Regions from separate parts of the Homo sapiens genome. Here region 1 is linked to region 2. A link is a loop called in an ENCODE intact Hi-C map of the cell type or tissue named here. Cell type or tissue: PC-3. All regions are shown on one strand. Each heading gives the region's core, and the rest is flanking DNA. Links, peaks and the distances in the headings are about the cores only.

Region 1 (10,966 bases), core at 3,056-8,055, 110 kb before region 2:
AGGTCTTTTGGATTCCTGCGCAGAGATGATGCATCATGATGAACTGACAATAAAGCTGATGAAGACAGAAATCACCTGCTCTGGTCATGTGGCATCGCATGTGGTTAAGAACTTTGGAGTCAACACAGGCTGAGGCTAGACAGGTCTAGGCCTGCATCCTGCTTGGCCCCAGGCCGACCTACAGTGGATGGGCTGTGTACCCTTTCTGAGTTTCTTCTTTTATAAAATGCATGCAATAACACCTCCTGCAAAAATGCTGCTTTGCCATCCGAGCACTGAGGATATCGTATGGAAAGCATTCGGGCAGGGTGGGGTGTGGAGTTAATGTTTGATAAATGACACCAGTTGTGATTGGCAATGAGCAGGATCAAGGCAGCCCTCCCCAAGACCCAGCTGGTTGCTATCACTGTGGCATCAGTGGTCAGAAAGCCACTGGAATCACACCACAGAGTCCCAGCACCTGAATCCCAGATCTTGTTACTCGTGTGGCTTTGAGCAAGTTACTTAGCATCCTTTGGTTCCTCACCATGAGATGAAGACAATGAGGGTATCCACTTCAGAGGGTTACTGAAAGAAATTAAATGACATAACCAGCCCTTAGTGCAATGCTCAGAACATAACAACATACAGTAAACACTAGCTTTGGGGAGATGCCTCGTCTCCAGCAGGGAGGCGGAGGGACTGCCATGATCAGATACACAAAGGCTGAGCATGAGCTGCCTGTGGCTGCTGCGACAAACGACCACAAATTCAGGGCTTACACAACACAAATGTGGTATGCTCCAGTTCTAGAGTTCAGAAGTCCAACCTGGCCTCACTCGGCTAAAATCAAGGTGGTGGCAGGGCTGGGTTCCTTTCTGAAAACACTAGGGAAGAATTCTCTTCCTTGCCTTTTTCAGCTTGTAGAGGCTCACAGCCCCGCATCACTCAAACTTCTGCTTCCAATATCACATCTCCTTATCTGACTCTGACCCTTCTTCCTCCCTCTTGTAAGGACCCTTGGATTAGATTGGGCCCACCTGGAAAATGCAGGCTACATTCCCCATCTCAAGGTTATTAACTATATCTCATTTGCCAAGTCCCTTTGGCCAAAGTAACATATTTATAAGTTCCAGGGATTAAGACATGAACATCTTTGGGGGTGGAGGGGACATTATTCTGCCCACCACAGACTAGTTGGGGAGATGGAGGTAGATGTGTTGGATGTAATGTAGGGCCTTTAAAATAAGGAATATAAAGTCTACATAGCAACATGAGAAAGTGCTTACAATGCTATGTTTATCAAAAGAAAGAAAAAGCCTATGAACCACATGACTGCAACATTTAAAAAGTGTGTGTAGGAATCTAAAAAAATAGTAAAGTTGTAACTGCATCAAGAAATTGCCCTGGTTAAAGAAACGGGCAGAGGGTGTGCAGGCCCTGAACACAGCAGCATACACACTAAATAGGGCTTTGTCTCTAACTTAACTTCACTGATTCCCATGCCCCTATCTGTGAAATTAGAATATGCAGTCAAGACTGTCTGAGTCCTGCCCTTTGCTGGGGAACTGCCCCATACCCCAGCTATTGGGAGAGTGACTGACAATGGCTCATAGCTTCACTCTGAGAATGACCCTCCACGTTGAAGCATGGCCCAGGATGACTCTTAGGAATACAAAGGTTGGGGCCAGGGGCAGTGGCTCACACCTGTAATTCCAGCACTTTGGGAGGCCAAGGCAGGTGGATCATGAGGTCAAGAGATCGAGACCATCCTGGCCAACATGGCGAAACCCCGTCTCTACTAAAAATACAAAAATTAGCTAGGCATGATGGTGTGCATCTGTATTCCCAGCTACTCAGGAGGCTGAGGCAGGAGAATCGCTTGAACCCAGGAGGTAGAGGTTATAGTGAGCTGAGATCACGCCATCGCACTCCAGCCTGGCAACACAGTGAGACTCCATCTCAAAAAAAAAAAAAAAAAAAAAGGAATACAAAGGTCAGGACAACTCTGCCTTTTATGCTCCAGAGCAAAAACCAAAATGCCTGACTTCATCTGAGATGACATCCTTGCTTGGCTCTTTCCCCTTCCTTATCAGGTTTCCCTCACTCTTGTATGTTTTTTTTTTTCCTGAAGAGCAGCCCAGCCCCACTGCCCTCAATCCCTGCCTCAGGCTCTGCCTTTTGGAAACCTGACCCGAGACAGGGTCCTACCCCGCATTGCTGTTCAACAGCAAGGGCTCCCAAAATGTGGCCCCCAGACCAGCAGCATCCACACGATGGGGGCACTTGTTGGAAATTCACATTCTTGTGTCTCACATACTGACCTGCAGACCTAGCAAATGAGGAGTTTTGAGGAGGCTCAGCCCTGTGCTTTAGCAAGCATTCCAGGACATTTGGCACAGCTCAAGTCCAGCAGTGCTTGTTGATCTAAGACAGCTTAAGACATCTTTTACAGATGGTGAGTCTGAAGCCCCAGAAGAGAATCATAATGCTTTGATTCAAAAACCACTCCACGACTTTTAGAAAAACCACACCTAGTCTGTGGGCATGGGAATCTCAATGAGGCTTTTCACCAATGGTTTCAATTCAAATAAAACCGTCATAGAAAAAAAAAACAAACATCATGAGAGCCAGCATGCTTTTATTTTGAAAGTAATTAAAAACCAGCTCAATTAACCACCCAAAGTTATTGCTGGTTCATGACTCACTTGTGTTTGCTGCCCAGCACGCCTGCCCTCTGTGCCCAGGGAGTGTGTGTGCTCACTAGTAGGTGCTAAGAGCTCTTCTCTCCTAAGATGACTGGAAGGATTGCACCCGCTGCTGTCTCCATCCGCCTGAACCACACATCCAAAACCATTCCCCACTTTCAGCCCCTTCCCAGAGACTACAACCACCATGACTGAACACACCACAAGGCCCTGAGTCAAGTACTTCCAGAATCCCGGTTTTCTGCCTGGAGGGCGGTGTGTGTTTCAGCAACAGAATCCAACTGAGCAGGAATTTAGGCAGTGCTCAGGGTGTGTGGGGCCCTGAGCTGAGAGATAAAGGTGGGAGAGATGCTTTCTTTTTCCAGCAACTCTAAGAGAAAGTCACGGCTTTGCTATCCCCAGCCTTGATAAGCCACGGACAGAGCCCTTCCAGCAGAGGGAACCAGGAAAAGTTGGTGGGAGGGAGGAGACACTTGACATGGCCTTGTCAGATGGGGTTGGGTTTAGATAAAGGTGAACAGAGTGGAGAGGGATGGTGGCATAGCCCAAGCCACAGTCAAAGGGACAGGCAGAAATGGCTTAAGATAAAGTATGAAAGCAGAAAAACCCAGCCTATTTGGAGAATAGCAAGTAGAATATTGGGTGAAGCATAGAATATGGTTAAAAATTATGTCTAATTCCAATCTGTTGCCCAATACCGCTTGGCTTATCTCTACAAAAGTAGCAGACAAGCACCATCATGTATTGCCTCATGAATCGATCCACCCAAGAAATGTGCAAATGGCAAATGCCCAGAGGCCTTCAGTCTGTTTAATAATTACACTTACTCTCCTACCTACATCATTAGTGTCAGAGGCAGGGAAGGGGCACTCAAATTCTTACTTCTTGGATTTTTAAATGCCTTCTCTTATTTGTAGTCTTATGGAAGTCAAGGTTTATTCTGAATTTTCACCATCCTTTTAAAAATACTCTCTGTTAATATTTTAAAACAGATGTTTCTCAGAGAGAATCACTTTTCAGCTTTAAATTCAGCTAATCATCTTGGTGTGATTTGGCGCTATTGACTACACAGTTTCTCTGGGAAGTCTTCCTGTCTTCAACTTCTGGTCTCCTGTCTTTTTCCTCTTGGCTAGTGTGTCTTACTTTCTTTTGGGGGTTTCCTCCTTGACATTTCTCTGTCCTGCCTTTGTGCCCTCTTCCCAAACCTGAGGGACCAATCCAGCCGAGGAGAGGCCAGATCCCCTCCGTGAGCACCGCCTCAGAGGCCGGCTGCCTCCAAGTTGCCTCAAACAGCTTTTGCAAAAGGAAACCAAGCCCCCTCATGGTTCTCTGTCCTTTCTTCCTCCTGTGTCATCGCCTTGGCCAGTGGTTGAGCAAAAACCAAACGCCTGACTTCATCTGGGGCAACATCCTCCCCACCCTCCTGTTGCCCTCATCAGAAACAGAGGCGCCCACTCTGCACCCTCCCCCTCACCTCCAACATCCAACTGAAAGCCAAGGCTGGTTTGCTCCTGAGACAAAGGCTCTGCTCCATTGCGTCAGTTCACCTCCCTGCCCTGCTGGTGTCAGCAAGGTCACAATCAAGCTGGTGACCCCACCAGCCTCATCTCCCAGCCGGTCCTGCCAAACCTTCTTGACATTGCCAGTTTGTGACCGTGAAGGCCACATGGTCCTCCAAAACTCAAATGCAAGGGATTCGTTTCTCCCCAAGAAAAGGTGCAAAATTGAAGCACACATGTAGGGGGACCCTGGGAGTTCAAGGAGCCCAGGTTAGAAATCCTTAAACCCAGCCTGCTTCCCACAGGGGCTGGCTTGATGACCGTGAGTGCTGCCTTCACCTTTTCCCCACTGAGCTAACTCCTAACTCCTCACCCGTGACACGGCTCAAGATCGCTTCTCTTAGAAGGAAGTCCCGATCCGCTGCTACCCCACATGGCCCCCAAGCTGGATTGGTGCCTGCGTTCGTTCCCAGCGCTGCTGTGAAAAGTGACTACAAAGGGAGCAGCTGGATACAACAGGGATTTACTCCTTCCCAGTTCTGGAGGCCAGAAATCCAGGTGTCAGGACCGTGCTCCCTCTGAAGGCCCTAGGGGAGGACCCTTCCTTGCCCTTCTCAGTGTCCCGTGGTGTCTGGCATCCTCTGTGTCCCTCGGCTTGGGACAGCCCCTCTCTAATCTCTGCCTCCACCTGCACATGGCCATCTTCCCTGAATGTGCCTCCAAAACTCTCTCCTTTATAAAGACACCAGTCATTGGACATAAGCCCCACCCTACTCCAGTGTGACCTCATCTTAACTCCATGACATCTGCAAAGGTCCTTATCCAAATGGCCCTTATCCCAATAAGGTCACATTCACAGGGATCAGGGGTTAGGCCTGGAACGTATCTTTTTCAGAACACTATTCAGCCAGCCCACACCAGCGCCCCCAACAGGCGCTACCGTGCATCCTTTTCATGCTGTTGTGTAATGATCTGTTCCTGAGTGTCTCCCCAAGTTGGCCCAGGTCTTTAGAGATACCTGGTTCATCTCCTTTCCCCTGGGGCCTCATACAGTACTGGGCCCAGAAGATACTCAGCGTGGACAGAATGAACAGATTACTTTATATTTTAATAAGGGTTATATCTGTGGAAAAAAATTAGAACATACCTTCTCCAGACAGTTTGAGCATATTCTACTGAGGTTTCAAAGCCATTTTACTCAGTTTCAAAGGTCTTTTAATGACAAGGATGTATTTGGCGACATGAAAGAAAAAAATGTCCGGAGTTTACCTCTGTGGCTAGGCTCAGAATGAGTCAGGCTTCCACCTTCCAGCCTCGGCCAAAGAACCTCAAAGCTCTATATGTAATGAAGTCACCGGAATGTTTACAGGGCAACCAGGGGAGGTGGCATACAAGCCCACCTTGTGACATTTCTTGTTAGCAGCAATCGTCTCTTTGATGTTTACATTTGAGGCTTCTTTGATGAGTAAAACAAGTTTGCATGAGAGTTATTTAAAAGTTTTCTTAGTATTAAAATACATCCAGATAACGTCACACTGGTGATTAATCTACTTGTTACCAATTTTTTTACAAATGGTTTATGTAGAAAATTGAGCAATATAACAGTTTACCATGCAAGCTCTTATAAGACTGATTGGTTTTCAATTTAGTGAAATATCTTTGACACTAAATTATAATGAGCATTGTTTTATAATTTATACCCAACCAAATTTGAGGTAGCTTATAGTTAATAATGCAGTTTAAAAACAGTAAAACTGACTTTTAAAAAAAGCACATAATGAGCTGGAGAAGTCATTGACTCAAACCCAAAAGCCTGGGCTAAAGATAGCACCGGCAGCCTGGCGTGGTGGCTCATGCCTGTAATCCCAGCACTTTGGGAGGCCAAGGTGGGTGGATCCCCTAAGGTCAGAAGTTCGAGACCAGCCTGACCAACATGGAGAAACCCCATCTCTACTAAAAGTACAAAATTAGCCAGGCATGATGGCGCATGCCTGTAATCCAAGCTACTTGGGAGGCTGAGACAGGACAATCGCTTGAACCTGGGAGGCAGAGGTTGCGGTGAGCCAAGATAGCACCATTGTACTCCAGCCTGGGCAACAAGAGTGAAACTCCATTTCAAAAACAAACAAACAAACAAAAAAAGAGATGGCACTGGTACAGATGAATCACAACTACAGGGTGAGTTCCCCACTGCTGAAGCAAAAGGGGAAATGTGAGAAACTGCATAACTTATTGCCTTTCCAATGAAATACACAATTTTATAAGGAGAGCCATTTTATCTCCTGGGATAAAGCCTCAGTCATTACATAAATGCATAGTGGCTTTGTAAGCAGTTTCACAAACACAAGACAAATGTAAATTTCACTGGATAATCTCAAGCCCCTTGCGTCTGGTCAGTGTCTCCGTCATGTCATAATGGCTAAAACGCATTGCACGTTTATCATGAGCCACACACCTGCTAAACGCTGGACAGGTGTTATCTCCTTTAATGGAAGAAATGACCTTGTGGAGAGGGCACTATGACTACTCATTTTACAGATGAGGAAGTTGAGCTCCATTTAAGTCTCTTACCAGGTGTCACCCCTCCAGTAAGACTAAAGCTGCGAGTTTGCAATATGAATAATCACTGTACATGATTAGGAGAAGGTAAAAGTAGAACAGCTTGAGTTTTGACGCCTGGTCCAGGTTGACTCTTGGTGCCACCACATTTTAATGCTGTCTAGCCTTGGACGAGCCACGTAACCTCCTGGCCTCTGTTTGTTCCTCTGTAAGAGAGAGGCTGGCATAGGCTTTGTTGGGCTGGGAATTATTAAATGAGGCAAATAAAGGTTTTCATGGGCTCAGCACAGTGCTATCATGGAACGCTCCCTCAAAAAACAGTGTGTTATTAGATACAGTTTTACACATAGTTTCCATCTCTCTCAGAAAATTATGGTTTATAATAAAGACATTTTAAAAGCCTATTCTACTGAATTTTGTGGTCACTTGGGCTCTAGCTGAATCTGAGACCCCTGGAGTGTGAAGCACAGTCTTCTGGCCCTTGGCAGCCAGGGTGGGTTGTTCCAGCTTTGCTTTCCCTGTGGCTGGAGTGTGGGTCTCTCCTGGTGACAGAGCAGGGGCACCAGACTCAAGGATGATGACAACAGCCAAATACAATAATGCACGTGAAAGCACCCCGCTCATGGGTACCGCACTGATGTGATCATGCCACTATCTCAGTGCAGCAAACATTTATGGAGAAGATAGCACTTTTGAGGGCCTGAGTTGGGTGCTGAGACAGCAAAGATGCAGAGAACACAAGGAATCCCTGTCTTGGAAGAACTCACAGTCTTGAGGAGATGACACACATAAAGAGATATTTTTCCATGCATTGCGGATCTGACCATTTTCTTTTCTCTCATGAGTTGTCTCATTTTTTGAAACCTGTGATAAAATACACATAAAATGTACCATGTTCATCATTTCTAAGTGTGCAGCGGTATTAAATACTTTCCTAACATGCAAGCATTACCATCATCCATCTCTAGAACTCTTTAACCTGCAAAACAGAAACTCTCTCCCCATTAAACACTAACTCCCCCTTCCCACCTTCCCCCAGCCCCTAACAACCACCATTCTACTGTCAGTTCCTACAAATTTGCCTACTCTAGGAACCTTATACAAATGGAATCATACAGTATTTGCCTTTGTGTGGCTTATTTCACTTAGCATGTCTTCAGGGTTCATCCGTGTTGTAGCATGTGTCAGAATTTCCTTCCTTTTTAAGGATAAATGATATGCTATTGAATGTATATACTACAATATCCATATCCATACATCCATCAGTGGACACTAGTCACCGCTTAGCTATTACAAATAATGCTGCAATGAACATGGTTGTACAAACATGTATCCAAGTCTCTGATTTCAATTCCTTCTTAAGAATTGTCTTTTGCCTTTCATGCTATGGTTCTTGATCTTATTATATAATATTTTCTTAGCACAAACTAGTTCTTGTTTTGAGAGGTGGGTGGGGGTGGCAAGGAGATAGATCTCTGGATAGATAATTTTGGTAGTAATCTTAAAACCATCTTTAAAAACATTCCTTCCTCCCTTCATGACCACATGTGCAGAGGGAGGAGGATATAAGAATGAGGGTCTTGTTTTCAGACCATGATGGATATAAGCAGTTAGACACAGGTAGTCTCTGTTGTGCAACCCAAACACCTTCAATGTGGACATCAATATGCCAGGAAGAGGAGGCACTCTCCTCTCAGAAAGATTTCAGAGCTGGGAGGCAGCCCAGGTCAGGGAGAACTGAGGCCTGGGTAGCGGGGACAGGAATCCTGCTGGGAAGACTAAGAAATTAGGAGCCTCACCTAAGCAGAGAGTCAGGGCTTAGGCAGCAAGAAGGTGCACTGGGAGAAGCTGAAAGATGAAAAGTTTGTCCCCATTTTGGGAGCCTTAGTAGGACACAGCATGATATGCTGGGAGGGGTCCAGACGGCAAGGACACTAGGCTCCAGATCCCACCTGGCCACTCAGCCATGTCAGCTCCTCCTCTGGGCTCATCTTCCTCATCCGCGAGGCAAGGAGTGCACGCACCTGTATGGCCCCTAGGGTGCCATCTAGCTCTGCCATGAGGGCTTGTCCTACAAGAGCTGGGGGCCATCGAGGGAGGGCATGTGTGAGAGGGAGGCAGTCTCCACTTTAGCTTGCTTCTCCCATTAAGTGGAAAACGCCATTATTTCCATCACTATGTACTCCCTCCTTTGTCAAGCTCACTGAACAAGCATCATTATTACATAGTATTGAAAGTCATAGTGTGGTTTGATTTCAGAGGGGACCATTTCTGCCCTTGCAGGTGGGTGGCAGAAAATTGGGATGCTTCTGTGGACAAGAGTGGCCAGAAAGAGATGCCACCCTCAACTGCCACCCCAGCTTCCCCCTAAGGGAGATCCATGCTGCAACAGGGTCCCAATTACCAGACCCGTTAGTCAGGCAACTTTCTGTAGGATGAGCACGGATGAATTATTTGCTTTTAGTTCAGGACTGGTGAACAAGCAACCCACCAGGAAGAAAAATGGGACGTCCTTGAAACTTCCTGCAGAAGAGGATCTGGAGGCGCATTCGGCCCACTGCAAAGCCACACACGTCGGTGAGACCAAAGAATTTGTCACCTCAGATTCTTTCGTTAACAGACAGATTCATTATGTAAACAAGACACAAAAATATTTTCATAAGATGTCAGAATGGATTTCCTCTCCTTCCCCAGCAACAATGTGATTCTTGTTTGTGGGACTGTGGGGCTTCTTGTCTCTCATCTGTTCAGCTGAATTGGCCGGAGCAGAATGTCTAGAGCCCAGAGCCGGAGCCTGCAGAGATGATTACAGGCTCCGCCGTGAGCTGGACAAATGAGGTTGGGGCAGCATGTGAAAGCCCAAGTTGTAAATCTCTCATTATAAGAGCCATTAGCCACACGCTGCACATCGGGGGTCTGGAGAGACACTGAAACTGGACATGGTCCGAGAGCCTAGCATCAAAGGAAAAACCCAGGCTCAAGATGTTCACACCACTGCCATTATCCTGTGTCCCCACTTAGAAACTCAAAGTGGCCTCTCTACAGAACTCTCCAACGGCTTATCAGCAAAGCCAGACAATTAGAACAAGGTTGTTCTTCTCCCTGGTGTGGGTTTGGTTTTGAGTTCTTTGGCTTTTTGTTTTTGCTGTTGTTGTTGTTTAATGGAGCAAGGAGCCCTGCACTGCCTGTCTTCTGCTATTCCCTGCTGTATAGCAGACCTTCAATTTAGGCAAGAACAGGGAAACCGTCCTCTTAAATGGGTAGGCACATAAGAATCCAAAGCTGCCTAAATAGCTTGTCCACACCTGCCACAACACACACACACACACACACACACACACACACACACACAAAAGAAGCAGAGGCAAAGAGGGGCAGGGCTCTCCAGAGAGGCCCCAGCTAGGAAGTCACAAAGTCAGGCTCCCTCAGTCAAGTCTAAGAGAGGTCCCCATGTCTCTGACTTTTAGTTACATTCTCTTCTAAACACAGCCCTTCCTGATGGCCTGAGATGATCTCTTCTCTCTCTGCAATTGACTTTTTTTTTTTTTTTTTGAGACTCAGTCTCACTCTGTCGTTCAGGCTGGAGTGCAGTGGTGCAATCTCGGCTTGCTGCAAGCTCCGCCTCCCAGGCTCACGCCATTCTCCTGCCTCAGCCTCCCAAGCAGCTGGGACTACAGGCACCCACCACCACACCCGGCTAATTTTTTATATTTTTAGTAGAGATGGGGTTTCACCGTGTTAGCCAGGATGGTCTCGATCTCCTGACCTCGTGATCCGCCCGCCTCGGCCTCCCAAAGTGCTGGGATTACAGGTGTGAGCCACCGCACCTGGCCAACTAATTTTTTTAATAACAGCTTTATTGAGATATAATTTACAAGCCATACAGTTTACCCTTTTAAAGTGCACAATTCCGTGGTTTTTGTATATTCACCAAGTTATGCAACCATCACCAAATTCCAGAACATTTTCATCATCCCCAAAAGAAGTCCCATACCTGTTAGTAGCACTCCACATGATCCCTTGACCTCAGCCCCTGGCAACCACTCAACAACTGTCTCTCTCTGGAGTTATCCATTCTGGACATATCCTATAAATTGAATCATATAATATGTGGGCTTTTGTTTCTGGCTTCTTCTGCTTATCATAATGCTTTCAAAGTTCATCTATGCTATAACACGTATCAGGACATCCTTGCTTCTTAAGGCTGAATAATATTCCAGG
Region 2 (10,966 bases), core at 3,204-8,203:
GCTTATCCTAGCTAATAGGATGAAAGAGGCAGACACTCTCTAGCAAAGAGTTCTCATGAGCAATGTCTGATGGATACATTCTAATGAAGGAGAAACATCTGGCCAGAGACCATCTCTTCGGCACCCTCAGATAAGCCTCCTCCCTGATGCACAGCACATCTCAATTATCAAGAAAGGTCTGTGCAGAGACAAATGACAGGTGTTAAAAGCAAGAGCAGGAGACAGAGCTACCAGCTGCCTGACAGATGCAGACATCTGAAGGGATCTATTCTTTATGCAATGACTTGAAAGGGGGAAAGTTTTCAAAGTAGCTTTAAATTCCATATACTTAAAATTTTAGTTAAACTAACCAGGAAACCTGAAGCTCACAAGGGATGAGTAGCCATTTGTAGAAAATAGGCTTATAAATAATATGGCCATGAATGTTTTGTATTCCAGGTGGATATGACATCCCTTTCCATTACTAAATCCACATACTTGGTATTCAGTGAAGACAGGAGCCATGAGCCCGGCAAAGCACTGTCCAGGGACAGGCCAGGCAGAGCAGGATTTGCTGAATGTCAGCTGCAAGGAAAAGTGAGGGTGGTGGGAGGGTGGGGTCTCCAGACCCCAATGATCATCTGTAAACCTCACTGCTAGACAAGCCTCCCTTTTACATTCACCAACTTCTCTTTTAGCTTGCAAATATCTCTGAGTTTTATCCTGCATTAACTATATGACATTGCTCATATTTCTTTCCTCTTAAAATATAGATAATAAAAATAGCGGCTGCCTGTGTGTGCACTGCATGCAAGGCCTGGTGCCGGCAGGACCATATTTCATCTTCTTGATGTCCCTGTGATGCAGGGACTATAACTGTCCCACTTTAATAACAACAAAATGGAGCTGGATATCTTAAATCCCTGATGCCCTCGTACTTCACCAACACGCTGCTCTGCCTTTATGTTGAAGGCCTTCATTCAGCAAATCCTGTCTGGACCCCCACTCTGTGCTGAGTCCTGCAGATGCTGGATGAAGAGGGCCCAGCATGGCACCAGTGTAGTCACTCTGTGGTTGAGCTCATGGGGGTTGGGATAGGCAAGGGAGGAGGGAGAGGTGACCATGCTGATGTGATGGCCCAGGCAGGGCTCTGAGAAGTGTAGAGGGGTCCTGGGCTTGGCGATGGTGGGGTCGGGAACGGGGAGAAGAGCGCAGAGTGGGGGCAGTGAAGAGGAAGTTTGAAAGGACAGAAACTTCACTCAAGCCAAGTCCGTCTGATAGACGCTCCGTGTGTCTGGTCTAAAGTCAACAATTACCATGAGTGATCACCCAGTGCTGTCTGTGGCTCTGAAGCCCCCACAAGCACCATGGTGACAAAGGCTTACAAGCAGGTACTCCAGTGGCAGGCCAGGTTTAGAGAGGTTATTTAACCTCTCCAGGTGTCAGTTACTTTACTTCTGAACTAAAAATAATAATCAGCAGCTCTTGGATCTATTAAGAGGATGAAGTGAAATGTGACATCATCTTCCACCCTCCATTCCCTTACCATCCACATCCAATGCTCCAGCCAAGCCTGGGGCTCTATTTGCAACAACCTGGGAATCACCCTCCTTAACTGGGACAGCTGCTGCAGGCCTCTGATGTGTTTCCAGCGTTCACTCCTGCCCTCCTTCATTCATACCGTCAAGGGAGATTCCGCGTGGAGCAGAGGATACTCACTCACATGTACACCCTTCCACACCTCTAGAAGGGGCCACAGCAGTTTTGTACTTGTCATTTTGTCTTCCATTTCTTAAATAGGGTTGGCCAGATTATCCAGGTGTTAGGCTTTATAACACCAGAATCTGTTCCAGCATGCACAACAGTCTTCTCACAAAGCAAAACGAAGCCTGTCACTCCCTCCTTTTGTACCTGTTAGCAGCTTCTCCTGCACCAAACAGAAAACTCGCCACTGTTACCTCAGCCCTCCTCCTTTCTAGCTCTCCAACTCGTTTTCCTACTACTCACGCCATTTCTTGGTAGGATCAAGCCACAGTGAGTTTTATCTTGGCTCCTTGAACACACCAGTCCCGTTCCTTCCTCAAAACGTTTGCAGATCCTGCTTCCTCTCCTGGAGACAGCTGCCCCTTGCCCTGCTGCTTGCATGGCAAACTCCTATTCAACCCTCTACACCTGAAGCAGAATGGCCCTTGGTTTTTGCTCTCTTATCTCTTTGTTGCAGTAATTTTGCTTGTTTGTCCACTTGATGCTTGCCTTTCCTGAAGCACTAGAACATAGATTTCAGGAGAGCAAGTTCCCTTGATCTCTTGCTCAGCATTGCATGCTCAGTGCCCGGCACAGTTCCTGGTGCATAGGAAGTATTCAGTAAGAGGGGAACCACCCTTCTGATTTAGCCACCCTCTACCTCCCTGGCCTCTGAGATTGCAGAACACCACCAGCACCAACACCCAGGGCAGGGACTTGAACAGTCAACAAATGAAATTGAGGACAGGCAGCATAAACACCAAGACCCAGCAAGCAGAGGCACAGGCAGCAGCACAGAAAGAACGAGACAGTCACGAAAGAACCACAACGTGGACCTTCCTCTGCAGCCTGAGGACTAGGTCACGGTAGGAGTGCTAAGAGCAGATGGGGCAGGCGTCAGACACTGACACAGGGGACCAGACACTGTCCTCACGTGTGTAGCCGCAGATGCCCCAGTAGAGCTGGAATACAGTGGCCTTGGAGAGCAGCCCCAGAATCCCAACACAAAGAAACTGGCGAAACTCATAATGGAAGAGATGAGGAAATTTCCAAGAATGACCTCGAAGAGACACCATGTTGCCCAGAAACCAGAAGTCTCAGAGTTCATAAGTGACGGTAAGTTTCAGGCCAGGTCTGCCTGACCTTGAGGCCTTTCCACCCCACCCTCTAATGTTGCCACACAACCAGTCCCTAGTTGTGTATTGGGTTCTAATGCTGTGTTGGGTGCTGGGGCTGCAGCAAGGAGGGTGACACAGGCAGTTGCTGGGCCTCAGGCTCCCAAGCTAGCAGGCATCCAGCACTGCCTCTCTGAGTACTTAATACACCCCAGATCATTGGCCCCCACTGCAGTCCTTGAGGGAGAAATAGGACCTCCATCTTAGGCATGAGCAATTCAGAAACCCCATAAATATTCCCATTTGGTAGATAATACTGAGATCTGAACTTTTCCAGATCTCAGTATTATCTACCAAATGGGAATATTCATTTTATACCATTCTCATGTAGTGGTTGTGAAAATAGCACAAATCCTTTTCAATGCCCAGTGAATTGCTGGGTGTGGAGTTGGTCCCAGACACTATGCACTACTGCTTTGTTGTAGAAGCATGGCAATAGGGGCTCCAATTCTCTACAGCCCCTCCCCAGGGACCCTGCTCTTTTCAATGAACTTTTAGATCTTTCCATCAAGAGGTAAGGTCTGTATTTCCACCTCTAGATTCGGAGTTGTGCCATTATATTTACTTTGCTTTGAATGTGAACTTATGCATTTTCTCTTCTGTGCTTGGCCCCAGCCTTCACCTTGTGAACATTTTTAGATGAGCCTGAGTGAGCAGAGCCATCACCCCAACTGACAGCTCACTGACCCCACAAGCGGGCCCAGTGAGAGCAGAACACCAAAACTGCCGACCTGCAGCCCTGAGAGCTAAAGAAATGCTTGTTGTTCCATAAGCCACTGAGTTGGAAGATGCTTTGTTTATTGGCACTGTGGCAACAGATACCTGAATCCCATGGCCGTTCATACCCAAGCCTATGCCAGGTCCTCTGACAAAATGGCACTTCTGGATCTACATGGCACCTTCTGCCATCATACAGACATGCCCCTACCCCTGCCAATCATGTGATAAAACTGCCTGGAAGGGGGTGATGTCCAGGTTCTGCAGGCATTTTCCATCCTCCCTCCATCAACTGCCCAAAGACCTATGAGGCAGGAATTTTGCTGATGGGCAAGAAATGATGTGGAAAGGGAGGCCTAGGACATCCCAGGGCCACATGATGTCTTGGAGAATATCTCACAGTATCTGTCTGAGGTGGAGCAGCACACAGGAGCTGTGAGGTCACCAGCCCCTGCTGGCCCGCTGTGAAGTACAGGCCAGGAGACAGGCCTGATCCACCCAATGGGATGGCCTGATGAACATGGCCAAGGCCAAGGACAAAGCTGGCCATTGCAGGGCTCCTGGCCCAGAAAGATTTGGGGAAGGAGGCTCCGTGGCAAGCTGGGAGAAGAGTGGCCCCTCCTGTAGGATGAGGCTGCAGGAATAAAGAAAAAGCCAGGCGTGGGGACGGGCTGAGCATGGAGACCAACTGTGCATGTTACTAGCAAGCGGGGAGATGTCCGACTTCCTGGGATGGCAGGCTCAGAGTGAGCTCTCAGGTCATCCAACAGGTTGTCCTTCCCTTCTGTGAGACCCACCCCAGTGCTCACTCTATTTCCCTCTTCCCAACCTCTCTGCTTCCCCCAACACGCAGGAAACATAATGCTTCAGAAAAGAAAATAATTACATGGACACACCTGTAAGCATCTGTATCTTTTGGCAGGTGGAGAGGTTGATATCATGTGCTGCTAATTTAAAAATTAATGATTAGAATTAGTCATTACTCATTGGGGAAATTCTAATCAAAACTACAATGAGGTATCACTTCGCACCTGTCAGAATGGCTGTTATCAAAAAAGAAGAAACGATAAGTTTTGGCGAAGAAGCAGAGGAATTGGAACCTTTGCACACTGTTGGTGGGAATGTAGAATGTTGCAGCCACTATGGAAAACAATGTGGAGTTTCCTTAAAAAATTAAAAATAAAACTACCACATGATCCAGCAATCCCACTTCTAGGTATATATCCAAAAGGCTTAAAATCAGATTCTCAAACAAATATCTGCACTCCCATGTTTACTGTAGCACTCTTCACAGTATCCAAGAATCAACCTGAGTGTCCATCAATAGGTGAATGGATAAAGAAAATGAGGTGTATAGGCACAAAACAATACTATTCAGTTTATAAAAAGAAGGAAATCCCGTTACAACATGAATGAACCTTGAAGACATTATGCTAAGTGAACAAAGCCAGACACAAAAGGACCAATACTATATTATTCCACTGATATGAGGTATCTAAAATAGCAGAATTCATAGAGTCAAAAAACAGTGGTTACCAGAGCTGGAAGGCAGGGAAACATGAAGACTTAATAATCAATGAGCATAAAGTTTCAGTCCAGCAATATGAGTCAGCTCTAGAGATCCACTATACAACATTGCACCTAGAGTCAACAAGTGTACAATAGCGTATTGTACACTTAAAAAAAATCTACTAAGAGGGTAAATCTCATGTTAAGTATCCTTAGAGCACAATAATAAAAAAGATTATGATGAGTGTCTTATATCTATTACGACTACTCCTCATAAAAACAATGCAAGGTAGGTACTATCATTTTTCACTTACAAATTGTAAAATTGAGTCTCAAAAATTAATTAAGTTGTTCATGGTCACAGCATGAACCGTGGAAGAGCTGGGATTTTCCAAAGCCTCCTATTTTCACCCAGACACTGACTCTCAATCTTGTCTCCTAAGGAAAGAACAGTATCCTTTGACACAAAATTTTAATCCGTGCTCTGGGCACCCCAAGCTAAGAATCCACATTCCCAAACTTCATCACACAGTGCGGCTTTCTGGAAGGGAAGTCCCTGACCCCCAGTGTTGCCCATTTTCAAAGCTGTCCAAGAACAAGGCCTGGCCAACCGCCTCAGGCTGCCTGTCTCAATGTTTAATCACCCTTACAGATTGTTTCCCAAGTCTCATAAAAAGAACAAATCAAGCTTAAGCACACACAAGGCATTAGTGAACGCCACATTCAGAGATGATTTGGTAGCTGGACTCCTGCCAGCACTGGTATGAAGGTTCTAAAAGAAACTAGAAGCTGAGGGTCATTAAAGTAAAGCTATTTAATACCGGAAAAGGAAGAAAATTCTAAAGCACGGTCCTATTACAGATTATTGCTTCTTCCCATCTTCCAGTTAAAACCCAGAGCACACATCTACCACCTCTTCTCCATTCAAGGCATGGGGGGTGCGGGGAGAAGAGGGGCCAGGAACCATTCCACCCTCGAAGAGCCCAAAATATCAGCTGTGGCTTAAGGGCACCAAGATAATCACATTCGTGAGAGCCATAAAATAGAGTGGGCTCAGGATTTAGGAACTGGAGTGCAGATCAATAAAGAAGCAGGGCCCGTCTCTGGGTTAAAAAGGACCACCACAGTGATAACCTGCTCCTTCCATGGAGCTCCAGATTAACGAGATGCAATCTCAATATTCAATGAGAAAGCAATCAGTGTCACTCATATGGTCTGCACTCCCCTCCCAGACCTGCGGACAGTAGTTTTCAAATCATGTTTGACACACTATGGGATGTCTCTAACTGCTCAGGGGAGTGGGTCCACCTGGCAGGGGTGCTCACCGTCCTCCTTCAGCCAGAGCTCCTCCACTTTAATCTGTTATATAACCTGGCCTCCCATAAGATTTTCTCTTCAGAAAGATTTCCATTTAAAAATATAAACTGCTTTAGGGAAACCTAGCCCTCTGTGATCTGTACTCACTCCAAATGGTCAAGGTAGTTTGAGAGACAGACACTTCACAACTGAATCTCTCACAATATTATTCAGGAGCTCTCCCCTCAGCGCAGAGGTCAAGCGGTGGCATTGTCAAATACCAGCCTAAAGGGAGAAGGTTCCGGGAGGTTTTATAATCATAAGGTCTCCTCATGTACCCAAGGTAGGCATGTGACATGAAGCCAGGGCTCTTTCAAGAACAATGACACCTTTGAACAAGAAGCCAGACCTTACCTGTCTTCTGCTCAAACACAGAAATACAATTTGCAGCAGGACACGTGACATCCTTGTACCCCCTTGGAAGCTGGAAAGAGATCATCGGCCCTAATTTTCTGTTTTTGATAACAATGACCCCTCACACGTGTTACAAGCTGTGTCTCAGCCAGGCGTGGGCCTTCCTGCCTACCGCATTTCACCAAGGGGAGTTAAGGGCAAGTTATCAGCGTACCACACACAGAGAGAAAGAGAGAGACTCACTGTTGAAAAAGAAGAGAGAGGCAAGCAGGTTAGGAGGTAATTCGTTCCAAAAAAAAGATGCTGTATGATAATGGTCTCATGGCCAACACTGACATTTTTACCAAGATATAAAATAAGCCGTGAAAAGTCATAGGTGTGTAATGAGAGGACAAATAATTGTGTTTTGTTTGGCAGTTGCTTCACTCCACCTGTCCTTGTCTCCTCCAGCTCTGCCACACTTCAGCTTCCAGATAAATATTCCTTTTCTGCTGGGAAGCTGGATATTAACATGACCATTATATTAAATAACACAATAAGCTTCAAAAATACATTTAATTCCTTGTGTCACTTTCAATTTATGTTGCATTTGTTTATATGCTTTTTTCTTTTTTAGAAATCCTTTCCTTAGATAGCCAACTGAGCAAAAGCCACTAAAAAAAATAAAAATAACACTTTAGCTCATAACCAAGTCTATTCTCTCCATGCCTTATTAACAATATTTCACCAAAACAAGCAGCATTCTGCACAGCGGGGACCACAAGAGTTTGGGAACATGCCCTCTCTGTGCAGTGTTTTCCTGATAACATACAGCCCTTGGAAGGAGTGTGTGACTTCCAGTGATTATTTGTAAGTATTATTTTTCTCTTGGGGGGCGCTCTTGATATACAACTAACAATTAATAAGGAAGTCGAAACAAATAAACTTCTTTCTTTAAAGGAGCCGAAAGTCACACCAAAAATAATGCATAAGCCCAACTTGGACTTCTGCAGAGGTTAGCGTTCTTGTTCTGGGGCCAGGCAACACCAGGAGGAGACAGACTGATGGAGTCAGAGGAAGAAGAGGAGGCTGATGCCAGGAGGAGGGCAGATTGATTCAGCGTGGTGAGTAGAAAGCAGACACAAGGGGACATGCACTCTGTGTCGTCTCAAAGTCCTATTGATGTCTGCCTTCTGCCTTGGAGATGGGCCTGATTCCCTGTCTCCATGCCCCACCCAGACTTCATCCTAGACTTAGCTCCTACCTCCCACCAGCCAGCCCATTCCCCCACCAGGGGGTTATTGAGTGCTTAGGCACAGCACTGAGACTGGCAAGCAAAATCAGACAGGCCCCTGCTCTTGCGGAGCTTGTGGTTTGGATGGAGGAGCAAGTATTCATCAAATCCAAATCAACCTGAAAGCATGACTGCAACAGGCACAGCAGGGGAGAGAAAGGTGGACACCACCGATTGGTCATGACATCGGGCTGGCTTCCAGAGGACATGCAGGTAAGGGGCTACAGGTCAGGTCGGTGAGGGTCATGGCCACTTGGCAGGATGGAATCCACAGGCATGGGCAGGGATCCCAAAGCAGTAGGCACATGGTGGCAGAGGGTGGGACAGAGTGGGAAGGAGATGGAGTGCAGGGTGCAGGACCCAGGGCCTCGGGGCCTTTTGCACCACAATAAAAATGGTCCTTATTCCAAGAACAACTGGAAGGCATGGAAGGGTCTTAAGCAGGGGTGGTGTGGTCCGAGCAGGTCATTCTGGCTGTAGATGGAGATGAGAATGAGGAAGGTACAGTTGGGCTATTGCAGGAGTCCAGGCCAGCATGTCAGTGGCTAGAGAGAAGAGGCTGGGCCCCAAAGATGGTGAGGAAGCAAATCAGAAGGACTTACTCATGGTTGGACATTGGAGTGAGGGAAGGCAGAAAGACTCCAGGTTTCCAGCGTGGCTGACAACAGCGGTGTCGTTGCTGACATGGAACAGCATTCCTGAGTTCAGAGCGATGGCGGGCTCTAGGTCGGGGTTCACTGGGCCCCCCTGCCTCCCTAGGCCCAGTCTAGAACTCAGATTTCTGCATTGCTCTGGGAAGTGAATTCATGACTTGGATCTGATTCCTCTGCCCGATCCTGGGACCTCAGGAGCTCTGGATGGGGCTGGTCATGAGCCAGGGATGTGTGTGGGACCTGGGCACCATCTCTTTCCACTGTATCCCCACCCTACATTCCCAGTCACCAAAATGTGCCTCCTCTGAGGACTCTGTGTCCTCTTGCTGCACCCCTGACACTGCCTCTTGCCTGGTTGGTGTCCACACTTGCCTCTCACCATGCCCCTAGGAGCCAAGTCTCAACTTTCTGTCACACCTTCTAGCACATCTGGATCAGCAGCTGTGCTGATCCCTGGGTCCCAGCTGGTCTCATTCTGCCCACTCCTCTACATCTTCTCTCTCCCCCTGCCAGGCCCTCCTGGTGAAAGGCCTAACATCGAGGTCCAGTATGACCTGTGCCTTGACATCTGGGGAAAATGATGAGGGCCTTGGATGGCCTATCATATTTCCTCTCCCATGCTGCTCCCTCAGATAAGCTCCCCCAGCCAAACAGCCCTCCTTATCATGGGATCACAGGAAACCAAAGTCACCCCGCCCTCTTTTTACTACAAAGCCTGCCTCCCACAGACCCAATGTGTTCACACGGTTCCTCAGTGCAGTCCTCACGGAGCCCTCCTCCCTGGAGCCATGAGCGTATGTGGCTAATAAACAGCTGTTGACCTCAACTGTCCAGTGCTGGGTATCATGTGTGGGCATTTCCATCACGCTAGAGCAGCAATCCTTCCCTCACCACCAGGGTGAAGAGGAGGCCATTAAAACAGCCTTTTATGGAATAACTTTACGCTGAGTAACTCTTAGACATGCGGGAATGACAATCACTTGGATGAGCAAATATTACACCTTTCTTTCTTAAAAACCCAGCAAACTCCAAAAGACCGTGAGTGGTGGTTTTCACAGGGATGCTCATGACAACTTCTTGCACACCCATAGGCTCTGATGCTACAGGCCTGGGTGAGGCCTGGAGACCTATTTCTGTGGTAGGCTTGATCGGTGATTCAGATGCACCCCTCCAGTTGACAACTGCTGCCAACTCAAAGCTATTTATCTTGCTCTGTGGTTGCAGGAAAATCTCGTCTCCATGGCGCATGATGTGCGGTTGCTGCTCAGCCATGATACTCAGGCCTCTTAACGATATCTCCCCAGGAGGTGCTCCTTCTAAGCAAAACCAAAAACCAGTGCCAGACGCCTGTCTCTCAGACCTGGCTCCTTTATTCAGATCAGGATACCGATGCCCAAAGGTGCCCACCATGACACCCATGGCGAGGTAGAAGGGCTCAAACACCTCAGAGGGGGAATTCATTGAAATCATGGGTAGGTCTCCTCATTCCACTCTTCTGAGAATGAGACACGGGGCCTCCTGGACTGTCCCCCACATGTCCACCCCGATGTCTGATTTCCTCACATCTGGATGAAGTCTTGTTGCCAACTGCCTTGGTACACAAGAGGCAGTAACTGAGCATTCATGCTTTTGAGAGGAAGCTGTAAAATCTGGCTGATGCATTTCTGTCTGACACAAAGCTATATAGACTGCGAAATCTGCAGTTGAGCTCCTTTCGTAGTACAGTGTTTTACCAATTACTTTTTAAATTAGATTATGTTACCAGGTGATAGGCAAAGGCCAAATTAGAGCAGAAACTCATGGAGGGGGAAACAGTTGCTTATTGCACTATTTGTGGGTGATTGCAGCAAAATTGGGGGTCAAGGCCCAGGGAGCCATGAAGCAGAGTAGAAGATGGCACAGAAGCACAGCGGCTCTTCATAAGAGGACACACAGGTGTCACACAGTGGCAAGGGCCGGATGGTCTATTTTCTCTCTAATAACATCCTACCCAAGCAGGCACAACAGACTCAAATGCATCCTCTTATGGCCTCCACAGGAAGCAGGAGTAAATGCGTTTTATTCTCCAGTGATCAGAAAAGCAATGCTGCCTTTTTCCACCACCGCTGTGCACGGCAGGGTGAATGCTAGCTGAAGTAAACACCAAGCAGACCCCATCCAAGCCACTTCTGGGGGAGCCTCTGTCCCTCTCAACAAGGGAAGCTGAG

What was found. Hi-C counts contacts between places; a loop is a spot of excess contacts. Peaks named below come from ENCODE experiments on the same cell type or tissue, not always from the same donor. Only the 100,000 strongest peaks of a DNase experiment are listed, where the experiment ranks them.
Region 1: a loop joins it to region 2, with 12 times the contacts of the local background. A loop is called at or near these places in 1 of 110 quality-filtered maps.

Annotation. Positions count from the first base shown.
Region 1 is chr10:126,515,966-126,526,931 of GRCh38, forward strand. All of the region lies in intron 2 of C10orf90 (chromosome 10 open reading frame 90), which reads right to left. Among named protein-coding and RNA genes, the nearest start is that of LINC00601, 100 kb to the left of the region's middle. RefSeq lists an enhancer at 5,044-6,243. In PC-3, for the core only: a CTCF peak has its summit at 5,119 (motif pointing left); a DNase peak (open chromatin) is centred at 5,536; H3K27ac peaks cover 1,430 bases.
Region 2 is chr10:126,629,299-126,640,264 of GRCh38, forward strand. The region is part of intron 2 of C10orf90 (chromosome 10 open reading frame 90); the gene reads right to left. Among named protein-coding and RNA genes, the nearest start is that of C10orf90, 36 kb to the right of the region's middle. In PC-3, for the core only: no CTCF peak of the experiment used is centred there; a DNase peak (open chromatin) is centred at 5,813; H3K4me3 peaks cover 899 bases; H3K27ac peaks cover 2,064 bases.